Linked DNA regions of Homo sapiens: regions 2, 3, 4 and 5 are each linked to region 1. The links are chromatin contacts, found by Hi-C or POLR2A ChIA-PET in ENCODE. All regions are on one chromosome and are shown on one strand. The core of a region is the stretch at or near the end of the contact, and the rest is flanking DNA. Distances in the headings are between cores, read along the strand shown.

Evidence for each region. A loop is a pair of places that touch in the nucleus more often than their neighbours do. ChIA-PET counts read pairs that join two places held with the same protein, here RNA polymerase II (POLR2A). Pooled maps may share reads with other maps.
Region 2: a loop to region 1 is called in a map of B cell, with 21 times the contacts of the local background. The contact joins the promoter of NARS1 here to the promoter of ZCCHC2 in region 1. A Hi-C loop is called at or near these places in 5 of 168 maps with a recorded cell type or tissue (B cell, CD8-positive, alpha-beta T cell, naive thymus-derived CD4-positive, alpha-beta T cell and 1 more) and 13 of 50 pooled maps. POLR2A ChIA-PET finds 5 or more read pairs at or near these places in 3 of 52 experiments (CD4-positive, alpha-beta T cell, activated T-cell and naive thymus-derived CD8-positive, alpha-beta T cell).
Region 3: a map of natural killer cell shows a loop between it and region 1 (11-fold over the local background). The contact joins the promoter of MALT1 here to the promoter of ZCCHC2 in region 1. A Hi-C loop is called at or near these places in 3 of 168 maps with a recorded cell type or tissue (CD4-positive, alpha-beta T cell, naive thymus-derived CD4-positive, alpha-beta T cell and natural killer cell) and 9 of 50 pooled maps.
Region 4: a map of CD8-positive, alpha-beta T cell shows a loop between it and region 1 (25-fold over the local background). The contact joins the promoter of SEC11C here to the promoter of ZCCHC2 in region 1. A Hi-C loop is called at or near these places in 3 of 168 maps with a recorded cell type or tissue (B cell, CD4-positive, alpha-beta memory T cell and CD8-positive, alpha-beta T cell), 1 of 37 single-sample maps with no recorded cell type and 11 of 50 pooled maps. POLR2A ChIA-PET finds 5 or more read pairs at or near these places in 1 of 52 experiments (GM12878).
Region 5: a loop to region 1 is called in a map of B cell, with 11 times the contacts of the local background. The contact joins the promoter of LMAN1 here to the promoter of ZCCHC2 in region 1. A Hi-C loop is called at or near these places in 3 of 168 maps with a recorded cell type or tissue (B cell and naive thymus-derived CD4-positive, alpha-beta T cell), 1 of 37 single-sample maps with no recorded cell type and 14 of 50 pooled maps. POLR2A ChIA-PET finds 5 or more read pairs at or near these places in 1 of 52 experiments (CD4-positive, alpha-beta memory T cell).

Annotation. Positions count from the first base shown.
Region 1 is chr18:62,521,658-62,524,335 of GRCh38, forward strand. It overlaps ZCCHC2 (zinc finger CCHC-type containing 2), which reads left to right and starts at 1,368. Exons shown (of 14, transcript NM_017742.6): 1 at 1,368-2,678. The coding sequence starts at 1,768. RefSeq lists silencers at 622-731, 962-1,231, 1,262-1,761, 2,652-2,678 and an enhancer at 2,077-2,650.
Region 2 is chr18:57,620,508-57,623,185 of GRCh38, forward strand. NARS1 (asparaginyl-tRNA synthetase 1) reads right to left here and starts at 1,329. Exons shown (of 14, transcript NM_004539.4): 1 at 1,201-1,329; 2 at 62-144. The coding sequence starts at 1,210. RefSeq lists enhancers at 1,178-1,882, 1,263-1,602.
Region 3 is chr18:58,670,144-58,672,821 of GRCh38, forward strand. MALT1 (MALT1 paracaspase) reads left to right here and starts at 1,322. Exons shown (of 17, transcript NM_006785.4): 1 at 1,322-1,709. The coding sequence starts at 1,501. MALT1-AS1 (MALT1 antisense RNA 1) reads right to left here and starts at 1,730. Exons shown (of 2, transcript NR_164150.1): 1 at 1,326-1,730; 2 at 1-665. LOC105372146 (a long non-coding RNA gene) reads right to left here. Exons shown (of 4, transcript XR_935537.3): 4 at 2,470-2,678. RefSeq lists an enhancer at 641-900 and a silencer at 1,061-1,850.
Region 4 is chr18:59,138,518-59,141,195 of GRCh38, forward strand. SEC11C (SEC11 homolog C, signal peptidase complex subunit) reads left to right here and starts at 1,367. Exons shown (of 6, transcript NM_033280.4): 1 at 1,367-1,518. The coding sequence starts at 1,432. RefSeq lists silencers at 797-846, 1,267-1,406 and enhancers at 957-1,046, 1,127-1,226.
Region 5 is chr18:59,357,903-59,360,580 of GRCh38, forward strand. It overlaps LMAN1 (lectin, mannose binding 1), which reads right to left and starts at 1,363. Exons shown (of 13, transcript NM_005570.4): 1 at 1,129-1,363. The coding sequence starts at 1,342. RefSeq lists enhancers at 778-877, 888-937, 1,128-1,317 and a silencer at 1,348-1,647.

The sequences.
Region 1 (2,678 bases), core at 118-2,617:
TTTGCCAACCTCAAATGTGCTGAAAACAGTTCTCCCTCTCACCCTTTCATCCCCGAAACTGATTCAGGCTTCAGTTCACCCTTTTACTGAACTGTGAATGAGCCTCTTAGGACATAAACTTGTGAGGTGAACAGAGTTCAGCATATGCTCTCCCAACAGATGTTCCAGCACCACCGCAAAGAGTTACAATGTGATTCTTATCTTTCTGCATACTCCTACTACATAGCTGTAGTAGGACTTCTAAATTTAAAGTCTTAAGATTTTTTTTAACCCACCTTTTAATTAACCCTCAAAAGATCCAGCTGAGTTTTAAAAATTTGGACTATGTTGCTAAAAAAAAAAAAAAAAAAAAAAAAAAGTAACAGTGCGAGTGTAAACATCTTGGAAGCCTAAATCTGAAAAACGTAACAAAACTTTTTTTTTTTAAGTTTAAAGCCTGTCAAGTTGGTAGCTTATTAAATTCCTCCAGTCACATGAAATTCACAGCAGAACAAGGATTCAAAATGGGTTAGGCACCGAAATGTCATTTAGCAAATCAATGATTCCCAAAAGATAGAGGTTTAGGGGCGGGGAAGGGAGAGGCTTTTCCTAAACTATCCAGGAAATAATTTTCACAGAGCGTTACAGACTAGGAGCGTCCCCAGCAGCGCTCACCCTCGGCCGGCCGGGTCCCGCTGCGCACCTCCCGGCCGCGCGTCCCCACCTGCGCACGGTGCCTCCAGCCTGGGCGTGGGCGCGGCCCGGGATCGCGGCGCCGGGGCCGCAAACCGGGGCCGCAAACCAGCGCCGCCACCCGCGTCCGGACCCAGTCCCCTGTGAGCGACACCTGGCAAAGTTTCACAAGGTGGGAGACAGCCCACCGCCGGCTTTCAGGAAGTGCACTGGGCGGTGAGGACTCGAACGAGCTCGTCCCGGGGCTGGCGCACTCACTTCGGAGAAACCCCTGCTCCCGGGACGCGTTCACTCCGGCCGCGCAGGCAGCCCGGGCACCACTGGCGGAGGCGGGGCGGCAGCTGGCAAGCAGAGGAGAATCAGGAGTCCAAAGCCGGGCCAGGGCCCTCAGGAAAGGTGAGAGCGGCCGCGTCCCTCCGCTCACGTGGGCCTCGCACGCTCCTCACCGCTCCCGGGCTACCCTCACGCCGCCCCACGGCCCCAGCCCGCGTCCTCCTCCTGCCGAGCACCAGCCTTTAGGACCGCACGGAAGCCGCCGAGAGGGAGGCGGCCGGCCAGCAGTTGGGCGTGGCTTCCTGGAGAAAGGCGGCCCCCCAGGGGGCGGGGAGAGCGACGTCACCGTCGATTCGCGGTGCTGATTGGCGGAGGTGAGGTGCGCGGAGCCCGCAAGCTTCTCCGCCCGGCCCGGCTGCTCCACCTCCTCACCCAGCCGCTCCGTCCTCACCGGCTCGCGAGGGAACAGCTCAGGCACCGCCGCCCCGGCTCAGCGCGGACGGCGGAGAGAGGGAGGCGGAAGGAGGACACCCTCGCTCGCTTGCTCCCACCCGCACCCGGGCTCCCAGAACCGGCGAGGAGCCCAGGGGGAGGAGCCGTCGCGGGCACGCCCCGCCCCCAGCCCGGGAAGACGACGCCAGCGACCCCGCCGGCCGGCCACCGCCCCCCTCGCCGGCCGAGACCCGCCCCCGGCCCCGGCCCTCCCCCGGCGGCATGGAGGGGCCCCGCTCCTGACGGCCGCGCCGCCGCCTCGGCCCGTGCTCCACCTCGCGGCCCCTCCCGCCCGCCCCCGCTCGCATGTCTGCGCCGCCCTAGCCGAGGATGCTGAGGATGAAGCTGCCGCTGAAGCCAACGCACCCCGCGGAGCCGCCGCCCGAGGCGGAGGAGCCCGAGGCGGACGCGCGGCCGGGCGCGAAGGCGCCTTCGCGCCGCCGCCGCGACTGCCGCCCCCCGCCGCCGCCGCCGCCGCCCGCGGGCCCGTCGCGGGGCCCTCTGCCGCCGCCGCCGCCGCCCCGGGGACTCGGGCCGCCTGTTGCTGGTGGAGCGGCGGCGGGGGCGGGTATGCCGGGCGGCGGCGGGGGGCCCTCGGCGGCGCTGCGCGAGCAGGAGCGGGTATACGAGTGGTTCGGGCTGGTGCTGGGCTCGGCGCAGCGCCTGGAGTTCATGTGCGGGCTGCTGGACCTGTGCAACCCGCTGGAGCTGCGCTTCCTTGGCTCGTGCCTGGAGGACCTGGCGCGCAAGGACTACCACTACCTGCGCGACTCGGAGGCCAAGGCCAACGGCCTCTCGGACCCGGGGCCGCTGGCCGACTTCCGAGAGCCCGCGGTGCGCTCGCGCCTCATCGTCTACCTGGCGCTGCTGGGCTCGGAGAACCGGGAGGCCGCTGGCCGTCTGCACCGCCTGCTACCCCAGGTGGACTCGGTGCTCAAAAGCCTGCGCGCGGCCCGGGGCGAGGGCTCGCGGGGCGGCGCGGAGGACGAGCGCGGCGAGGACGGCGACGGCGAGCAGGACGCCGAGAAGGACGGCTCAGGCCCGGAAGGCGGCATTGTGGAGCCCCGGGTCGGCGGCGGGCTTGGCTCCAGGGCCCAGGAGGAACTGCTGCTGCTCTTCACCATGGCCTCGCTGCACCCGGCTTTCTCCTTCCACCAGCGGGTCACCCTGAGGGAACACTTGGAGAGGCTCCGCGCCGCGCTCCGCGGGGGCCCCGAGGACGCGGAGGTGGAGGTAGAGCC
Region 2 (2,678 bases), core at 79-2,578, 4.9 Mb before region 1:
GAAAATTGACATAACTCATTAATAAATGCAGTCTCATTTTCCTAATGAGAAGAGACTCTACCTTTAGACCTGTTTTAAATGGTTTCTCCTTGGTTCCATCTCCCGTGGCATCGCTTCCCTCTCGGTCAGAGACGTACAGCTCTGCTGTTTGACAAAATGAGGGTAAGTTATGGTCTGGCCATTAACTATTAGTCACCTTACTACTTTATTCATTCCTTATCTTTGTAAACAGAACAAGCATCGATTAATAAAAATTGAGGTCCATAAGTAATTAATATCCTAGTTATTTCCCCACTCCATTTCAATAACATCCATCTCATAAAAACATTAGTTAATAATCCAGGTTTTCAAAATGAACTCTGATCATTTTAATTTGTGATATTTATTCTATCTAATTGGGCACCCAAAAATAAAATATGGGCTTTGAAGTTGATCAGACATACGCTGGAATGTTGGATTTTGTACCTTAAAAGGCAGGGTGACTCTGGAGAATTTACTTAACCTTTCTGAGCTTATTTCTTTACCTATAAAATAGGAAAAACAATCCCCATCTTGAAAGGCTGTGCTGAGGATGAAATAAAATAACACATACAAATCAGATATCCCAGTGCCAGTTTTTGTAGAGATGGCAAATAAACACCAGCTCCCTCTGGACTTTAAAGGAAACAGAAGCTCTGAGGTTAGAAAATTTCAGAAGGCCTCACAACTAGTAGGTCTGAACAGTTAACATCCATCCAGGTCTCTCTCTTTTTTTTTTTTTTTTTCCTACTGCACAGTATGGTCTCCCCGGAAACCTCAATAAAAAAATGAGGGTGGGAGAAAAACAACTAGAATCCTAAAGCCCCTTCCTGACGATCACTTTGAAGAACTGCAGGAGTAGGGGCTACCCTGTGTCTGAACCCGTCCCAGCGCCTGAGTCTCAGCGCAATCGGGAGGTTTCGCAGCGGGGCAGGGGAAGGGCCCGGAGCCACCGCCATCGCAGCCCGGGGGAACGACGGACTCGGGGAAGCCCGGCCTGGCCCTTCAAGTCCCGGGCCCAGCAAAGGCCAGCACCCTCCCTCCCTCCCTCCCTGCAATCGGTCCCCAAACATTCGCGGGGCGCCCACTCTGGTAGGCACTAAGGAAAGCGCCGAAACCCGACTGGAGCAGAGTTCCTGCCCCAGGCAGGGAACACCGCGCCATACACTGAGTCTCACCCACCTAGCACCATGCCTGCAGTGGCCCTGGTCACCTCCAAGGACACAGACTGCAACACCGACGCCGTCTTATGACTCCAACGTGCACCGGCGGTTTCCGCGATTCCGGCGTTGCATCAGAGAGCGTAGATCTGAGGGCGCCTGCGAGAATCGGCCGAGCGCCGCGGTTCCATTGGTTACGAGAGGTGGGCGAGCGGCGCCGGGGCCGCCATCTTTGGTGAGGGCAGAGGCAACTTCCGGATCCAGAGACGCCCCGCCCCACGCGTTTGTGCAGCTCGGAAGGCGCTGCCTGTCCCGGAGCTCCGCGGCCCTGGAGACCCTGGCACAGTGTCACTTTTGCACCCTTCCTTCCCCGCCTCCCCAACTTTCCTTTCTGAATCTTCCAATTCCGCCCCAGCTGGAGGCGTGCGGGTCCTCTTGCAAACCAGACCAAGGATGTCGCCCCGATCCCCAGATGGTGGAGGCTGGTTGAGTTCATGTCACCAGCAAACACCGCGCCAGCTGCGAGACGGGGTGCGCGGCGGTGGAGGGGACGCAGCGGGTTGCGTAAACTTCCTTTTTTTTTTTTTTTTTTTTGAGACGGAGTCTCGCTCTGTCACCCAGGCTGGAGTGCAGTGGCGCGATCTCGGCTCACCGCACCCTCCACCTCCCGGGTTCAAGCGATTCTTCTGCCTCAGCCTCCCGAGTAGCTGGGATTACAGGCCTGTGCCACCATGCCCAGCTAATTTTTGTATTTTTAGTAAAGACGGGGTTTCACCATCTTAGTCAAGCTGGTCTCGAACTCCTGACCTTGTGATCCGCCCACCTCGGCCTCCCAAAGTGCTGGGATTACAGGCGTGAGCCATCGCGCCCGGCCAGATGCGTTAACTTTCTAAACTCCGTGAGCCAGCGTCCCTCGGTGTTCAGGAGAGGAGCTATGGTATATGTTCATTTAAAATTGTAAGGATTACCGTTAGGAAGGCCATAATAATGTGGTGGAAAGAACGAGGGCTTCGGAATACAAACCTGGGTTCTGCCTTTTACTAACCGTGTGTCTTCAGATAAATTACCTAAACTGAATGAGCTTCATTCAGCGAGTTGGGACCGATTGCAGGGAGGGAGGGAGGGTCCTGGCCCTTGCTGGGCCCGGGACTTGAAGGGCCAGGCCGGGCTTCCCCGAGTCCGTTGTTCCCCGGGCTGCGATGGCGGTGGCTCCGGCCCCTGCCCCTGCCCCGCTGCGAAACATCCCGATTGCGCCGAGAGTCAGGCGCTGAGAGGGGTTTATCTGTGTCTTCAGATAAATTACCTAATCTGAATGAGCTTCAGTTTTTCTATTTGTGAAAGATGATATAAATTCACTGCCCGGGCATGTAAGAGGTGCTAATAAAGGGTCTGTCATCATTTTCAACTTTTTTTTACTTTTTTGGTGGGCTTTTTTTTTTTTTGGAGACTGGGTCTTCTCTGTTGCTCAGGCTGGAGTGCAGTGGTGCTATCATAGCTCAC
Region 3 (2,678 bases), core at 72-2,571, 3.9 Mb before region 1:
ACTGAGTATGAAACGGCACTTGTATGTGTAAGGGTAATAGCATTTACTGAGTCATCTACGATGTGCCAGTTACCGAGTTAAGTGCTTCACATACATCAACTCCTTTAATTCTGGCAACAACTCTATATAAACTGTATTGTCAGTCCTGTGTTAATAGATGAGGCAGAGAAATTAAGAAACTTATTCAAGCTCCTAACACTTGAATCGAGCAGATCTTTCATGCTCTTAGCCATCTCACTGCAGTCTGAATTCTTAACTTATGCTAGAGTGAAGTTTAATGACTGCTTGTGCTAGAATGTGGTGGAGACTGTATGGCGCACCTACCTCGCCAACATGTATAAGAATATAGGTATCCAAATTACTGGTCAGAAAATCCTGCGGCCTTGGGTGATGAAAAGCTAATGGCAACAGAAATTGGGCCAGGAAGCCTCGTGTAGGGAACTACCTGACTGGTCACATTTCGTAAGTTACTTCCTTTTTGTCCCAAACGAAGCCATAGTTTTCAAAGGGATAATGGCCTTGGATGTTGCTAAGATTGGCAGAGAGAGCTCAGGTGTCGTCCATTCCGGATCATTCCAGGGAAAGGCATCCTCTACAGGGTTGCCTGCTTTGATGACGGAGATTGCGGGCGGCAGTCTGACGCGGTGTAAACCAGATGATTCCTGCTAAAAACAATCATTTCCAAGATCTGATTAGCCCTAAATATGCCACAGCTCAGTTTGCAAAGTAGTAATTGTTTAAAAGTCTAGGCAAAGATTTTGGCCAATTCCAACTCAAGTATCCGGATCTCCAGCACTACTTCCCTCTAGCAATGCCATACACATCTAACCCTAAAACGAGGAAGCGTCCGCTGAGGTTGCCCACTGCAGGATGCTGGTGTGTCGCCGGGCACATGAAAGTCCCTGAGTCAGGGGAGAGCGCTCGCCGGGGACTGCGGGCGGGAGCCGGCGACTGAGAACCGCTTGCCCCGCTCTCTGGCGTGAGTACGCAGGCCTCCTCCCACGGTCTCAGGAAGCCCAGACGCCGCAGGCTTCCCCGCCGTAGAGGAGCTGCCGGGGCGTAATTCCTCCACCGCTTCCTCCTCCAGCTGCACCCACCCGTCCTTTCCTGCTCGGGAGGGCTGGGTTTGAAGCGCGCGCCACGGCCAGCCCGGGACCGCGGGGGAGGGCGAGGGAGGCGCGCAGCCGCACGCACGCAGTAGGCAGCCCCGCCCCGCCCCTCGAGGCCCAAGGTCCCGCCCCTCGAGGCTCCGTGCCCCGCCCCCCGGGTGCCCCGCCCCTTTGCGCGGCTGGCGCGGCCAGCAGGCCAGGCTCCCCTCGGCAAACCTGTCTAATTGGGGCGGGGAGCGGAGCTTCCTCCTCTGAGGGCCGTGCCGCGCTGCCAGATTTGTTCTTCCGCCCCTGCCTCCGCGGCTCGGAGGCGAGCGGAAGGTGCCCCGGGGCCGAGGCCCGTGACGGGGCGGGCGGGAGCCCCGGCAGTCCGGGGTCGCCGGCGAGGGCCATGTCGCTGTTGGGGGACCCGCTACAGGCCCTGCCGCCCTCGGCCGCCCCCACGGGGCCGCTGCTCGCCCCTCCGGCCGGCGCGACCCTCAACCGCCTGCGGGAGCCGCTGCTGCGGAGGCTCAGCGAGCTCCTGGATCAGGCGCCCGAGGGCCGGGGCTGGAGGAGACTGGCGGAGCTGGCGGGGAGTCGCGGGCGCCTCCGCCTCAGGTGAGCTCAGGGCCGCGGCAGGCCGGGCGCGCGGGTCGAGCGGGGTGGGCTGCGGTGGGGAGGTGGGGGCGCTGTCGGTGGGGCTGAGCGCGGCGGGGGCCGCCGGCGTGAGTGAGCGGAGGTGGGGAGGACTTCGGTCATTGAGGCGGAGCGGAACTCAGCAGCTCCCCGGAACGCCTGGGGTTTGAGAGCGGGGCCCAGGGCTCTGGAGGGTGGAGGCAAAAGTGGCCCAGCGGCTGCCTCGCTCCCTGTTCCCACCCCCGCCCCTGGTGAAAGGGAGAAGTCGAGGTTGACCCCGGAGGATAGTGAGAGAAGGAAAGCTGTCAGGGGACCCCTAGGATGGGGCAGTCATCCAGAGGACTTAAAATGCAAAAGAAAGGGATGTGGACACTGCTCTGGGAGACCTAAGGAAGGCTGGGAAGAAGCGCAGGCGAGGTGATGAATGCAGAGGGTGGGGTGCAGGAATTCATGAACATTTTGCAAGGTATTGGGAAAGACTGACGCCGAACTCATCATCTCCCTCCATCAAACCAGGTTACCACGTTCTCTTCTTGACTTCACCATGAACATGAAACTCGAAGTAAAACTATTTTCCTTGTTAGGTTTGGAATGGCTGTATTAGGGTTCCTGAAGTTTTGGTCTCGAGACTCCTTTACCCTCTTAAGAATTATTGAGGACCCCAGAGAGCTCTTATGTGGGTTAGAGATAATACATACATGTAATACATACTGATATTTACCACCTTTGAAATTAAAGCTAAGACATTTAAAAAATATTAATTTATTTAAAAAGAATAACCCATTATATGGTAACAGAAATAATACTTTCGTGGAAAAACAAATTTTCCAAAACAAAAAAGTCTATTAGAGAAGTGGCATTGGTTTTCATTTTGAAGATCTCTTTAATGTCTTGGCTTAATCACAGAGCTGGATTCGTTTATGTGCTTCTGCATTCAGTCTGTCGCACTAT
Region 4 (2,678 bases), core at 117-2,616, 3.4 Mb before region 1:
TACACGAGGATGGCAGGAAAGACCATGAACCACATAAATAAATTCACTAAACTCAAACCAAATGTATCTCCAACTCGTTTCCTCCTTAGCTGGATCCCCAAAATTCTCCTTGTCCCTCCAACAGGAGGGGAAATGTAATGGAGGTGAAGTTGGAATGCAAAGAAACAGAACTCTTAACCAATAGCAATTGCAATATCTTGCTTTTGAAAGTTTTACACATTCTATGGTTAAGTTTCTCCCACACCTTGGAAAAACACCTTTGCAATTGAAGGGTCCCAGAACTTACCTTTCATTAGCTTCATGGTAAGTCAGCTTCTGGTATATTTTAAATTGCAACCTGATCCTTTCCCCCAGACCTCCCCATTCAACTTATCTGCTTTTCCTGTTGTCATAGCACCTCCATCCTTTAGGTACCGTATAAATTATCCATTATGTCTGCCTTCGGTAGAATATAAGCTTCATGAGGGCAAGAATCTTTGCTTGTTTTGTTAACTGATGTTTCTCAAGTGCCTAGAACAAGGCCAGGTGCATGGTAGGTGCTCCATAAAGATTTGTGGATAAATAAATACAATAAAGAATGCATAATGCATACACGAGTGAGTGAATGAACCAAAGGTAATCTAGGATCAGAACTGTGATGATCTAGGACTTCTAAATTTAAAACTTTGAGTTATATTCCACTCATTTCCACTTAACCTTGGCCATGTCAATGAACCTTTCTGGGCCTTTGCTTTCTCGTGTATGAAATTAGGTGGTTATGTATTCATTTAATTAATATCTATTGCAACCCAATTATGGTCAAGGCATTCAAAGATACTTCCTTGCATACAAGTGGTACCACTCAAAATGCAGAATTCAGCGGCCTCAAAAGTCCCGCCTCTTCCAAGCCCCGCCCACCGCAGTCCATCTTTAGGCCCCGCCCCAATTCGGCTCAGCCCGCCCCAGCGTAGAGGCACCACCTTTCCTCGCTGCAGTCATCCAATAGCCAAGATACACGGCTAGGTGATTTGCGAGCGGGAGTTAGGTGTCCTCTTGGCGCCTGACCAGAGTCGGGAAATTCAGCTCCTCTTGAGTAGTCCCTTCCCCGAGTTGCCCCCCGAGGTATGCGGGGTCACTCGCTGCTCGATGTTCCCTCCGAAGGGTCGGACAAGGCTCCGGAGCCCTGTAGCTGCCCTCCCTAGGAGCCCCGGGTCTTCACTGGCCGAGGTGCCCACCCCGCAGCATTCTGGGAGTGGTAGTTTTCTTCCTTCAGGTTCATTCCTGGCTGGCCAGTGCCCAAGACTGGCGAGACTACGATTCCCAGACGCCCAAGCGAGTCGCCGGTCACGTGGCCGCAAGGACGCTGGGCCGGTGGGCGGGGGCCGGCAGGTGCTCCGCAGCCGTCTGTGCCACCCAGAGCCGGCGGGCCGCTAGGTCCCCGGAGACCCTGCTATGGTGCGTGCGGGCGCCGTGGGGGCTCATCTCCCCGCGTCCGGCTTGGATATCTTCGGGGACCTGAAGAAGATGAACAAGCGCCAGGTGACGGAGGAGGGTGGTGAGCGCGCCGTGGCCGGGACCGCCTGTGCTAGCGGGGAGTCGGGGCTTCCCAGTCAGGGCTCCGGCTCCCAGTGAATGCGGCCGGGCGGCCACCCGAAGCTCCCGCGCTGGGCTCTCAGGCCCTGGGTTCTACGCCTACGTGTGGGCATGGGTGTGCACTTCCTTGCCCTGACAAGAGCACAATTAGGGGAGGGTGCAGGAAAGGGGAGAATAGAAACCCCGTGCCATGGAATGTCAAATGTGGTTGAGAATGCCACAGCCACGCTTGTGGGAGAGATGACTCGGTGAACGACAGCTCTCTGAGCGTATTTGAAGGGCCACCCGGTGAAGAGGGAACCGATTTCTCTGTGGGGCTTCAGAGGCCTGACTGCCGGCAGGTGGAAGAGGCAGAAAGGCAGGCGAGAGGGAAGAACTTTCCTACAACGGGAGCTGTCCAGCGATGCCTCCCAAAGCAGTTTCTTCCCAGCCTGGGCAGTTGTTTTTCCCCTGACCGTGGGTCGGGACTAAATAATGCTCCTTGTGCCTAGAGAGCTCACAAGCTGTGCGCAATCATTGTGGACTCAACCAGTGTTCCCAGCGAGATTCCAGAAGCCTTCTCTAACTTCTGAGATGGCTGCACTCTGAATATAGGAGGCAGTGTAGGGTCTTTGGGCAGCTGGGGTGGTTGAATTCCCTCTCCTTTGTGAGAGGACCTCAGAGGAAAACGTTCCTCTTGCTCTCTTTTTAGCCACTTATTGGCCATCATCACTGTCTTTGGGGCCTTATCTCTTCACTATAAGGTTAAGAGTGAGTAGGGATTGGAAAGGAAGCCCTCTCAGTCAGGAAAAATACGACTATGTAGGCTTCTAGGTAGAGAATTTGGGGGACCTGTAGGACCTGAATATCACGGTGGATACTAATGCCACTATTGCTACTAATAAATTGTGCTAAGAAAAATGGGACCTTCCAACCAGGGAGTTTTGATTGTCTTTGAAAATGGTATTAATCCTCATTATTTTGATGGCATCCAGTTTCATTTGCTCCATCATGTTGAGATGTGGGGTGGTGCCCATGGGAGGTCACAGCTTACTCCTTTAGGCATACGTGTTTTTCCCCTCTCACTCTCCTCCCCCTTCCCCAAGTAGAATTTCAGACTAGTGCAG
Region 5 (2,678 bases), core at 113-2,612, 3.2 Mb before region 1:
GGCAAATGTATACATACTAACCAACCTGCACGTTGTGCACATGTACCCTAAACCTTATAGTAAAAAAAAAAAAAAAAAAAAAGATTAATCACACACAAAGATAGAATTCAAACTGCCAGAGCTCCTCATCTCATATAAAGGCATTTGCCACTTGTTCAACGGGTATATCTGATGGTCACTGAACAGAGCTTATGTCATGCCAAGTGCTACGATTGACTCCTTAGTCAGCAGTGACACATCAGCACTAAAAAGTGCAGATATGTTTTCTTTCACGTAAGTAAATGCTCTAGCAAGGCTCTCTTATCTACAAAAGTGCCAAACACAGAGAGTGAATAAAATATGAACCCAAGATTATTTCAATGCTTCCAATTTTTTTAAAGGGCTAAAAATGTAATGCTATTCTTAGTCTCAGGTTCAGAAACAATCAATCCCTAAAAATATATCCCTTCTCCTAAAAAGTTACATAATGTGTTACTACGAGAGAAAAGATCAAAGACCACACCAAGTCACTGAGAGGAAAATGTGTAGTTCCAACAGTATAAGAATGTCTTCTGACATACAAAGACTTAAAAAATTACTCTAATACTACTATATGCCATCTCAGGAGCCGTCAGTGGGCATGGGGTTCAAGCGAAGCATTAACCATTGCTAACACCGGAGCAAAGAAATCGGGGATCGGGGGTGGGGGGTGGAAGCGGGAAAGGAAGTAAGGGGGCTTCTAGAACATGTCTCAGGTTGGGATGGCTGGGGGTAGGGCACATTTCTCCTAGAGACGTGGCGTTGTGAAACATGATACCTAGAAGCAAGTTTGAGTGCTAGGAAGTGTAGGAGGTAACCAAACACCTCTAGATCCAACGGAAAGTACCGACGAGATCAAAGAAGGGAAGACAGCAGGCGGGTGAGAGAGAACAGAATGGGTGAGGGAAAGACTCGGGGACAAGCGGAGGGAACCGTGCGAACCAGGAGGGACCCGGCGGAGGGGCTGCCAGGAGGGTCCCCTCCACAGCGCATATGGTGTGCAGCTGCTGGAACGGGAACCTCAGCACACCAGGGTAGCCGCGGATGAAAGGCGAAGAGGCAGCAGAAGGGGGAGAGGAACCCGGCCCCCAGCCCTCTGCTCCGGCTTACTCCCCGCGTGGGCCCAGAAGGGCACGGTCCCGTCGCTCTGCACCAGGTGCGGCCCCTTGAAGCTGTATTTGTACTCGAAACGGCGATGTGGCAACGCGACCGCGGGGTCTCCTCCCACGCCGTCGCCCCGGACGAAGCGACCGAGTGACAGCAGCAAGGCGCAGAACAGCGGCCGAACTCTGGCCCGGAGACCCCTTTGCCTGGATCCCGCCATCTTGGATTCTGGAACGCGGAGGAGGGCGGGAGAGGGAGGGGCGCGGATGGCTGCGGATGGCCAACAGGGCGCTCGCTGATTGGCAGAGCCCGGGGGACCCCCAAGGGCAAGGGGTGAGCCCCGCCCCCGGCCTCCGCTTTCCGCGCGGCCGCACGGCCAGGAGCAGCTGTGGGCGGGGCCACGCGCAGGGGGCGGGTCTGGGGCGGTGCGGTCCTTCGGCCCCGCCCACCCTCCGGGGGTGGGGAAAGGACTCCAACCTTCGCTTCCCGCGCGGCAGAGTGCGGGAAGCGCCGATGGGTCCTTACCTGCAGGGAGCTTTCTCCGGCTTCTTAGAATACCTGGGAGCAGGAATTGGCTAGCCCTAAGACCTCTGGACCCAGCCTGTACAAAACCTTTTTAGTATATTAGAAGAAAGGTGTTCCTTTTGATGTGACATCAGTTTTTCAGTGGCACAATCCCGAATGCTTATGGTCCCAGCCCACTGAGCTCTACCAAGCTATGTTAGAGCGTTGCAAACTAGAAACCAGCACCCACGGGGTTGTAGGATGCCTTAGGATTTATAAGTTGGTGTCGGAAAGAGGGTTTCTGTGAATTTGTCAGCCAGCCTTTACATCTCAAAATTTAATTCCAAGAGCTTTCCAAATTTTGAAACCATGGCAAGAGTGCATTCAAATGAAACTGACTTTGGTTTGGTTTGGTTTTGGTGAGAGGGATAATGTGCTATGGACCCAGGCGTCTGTAGAACCTGGACATTTGATATAGGATCGGTCTTCCACTCAATGAATACGTTCTATATTTTAAAGGGGACTCCTCTTTCCCTTGCTTAGGAAAAAATATCGTCAAAATATTCATGGTAATCCAAAGTTTTGTTTTTTCAAAAATGTGTCATGATGAGTTTTTCAAGTCCAAGAAACAGCAGTATGATTTATATTGTTTTTACACATGGCTTTTTATTAGCTCTGTTCGTGTGGGCTACATGAACGCCACACTAGCCCTAGGGACTCAATACCCGCATTACTTAAACTTATTTTTCATTAACTTCCCAGTTTTGGAAGTTGAATCCCATCTTCGGATTCATGGGCCATTACTGTTAAATCTCTTTCTAGTGCTCAAATAAAACCTTCAAGTTGAATATGGATTTAAGGCTTTCCGCCTGCTAGTCTCGAGATGTAATTTAAATGAAAGTACCATACTTACTGCTATCTCAGCAGCAGCAGTAACAAACATTTATCCACTGTATGGTGTATGTGCGTCATTGCCCTGGACTCTCCATGGTTTTCAACCCATAGGATTTAATCATTTTATTTTCTTTGGTTCTCTCATTGCTCTGGCAACC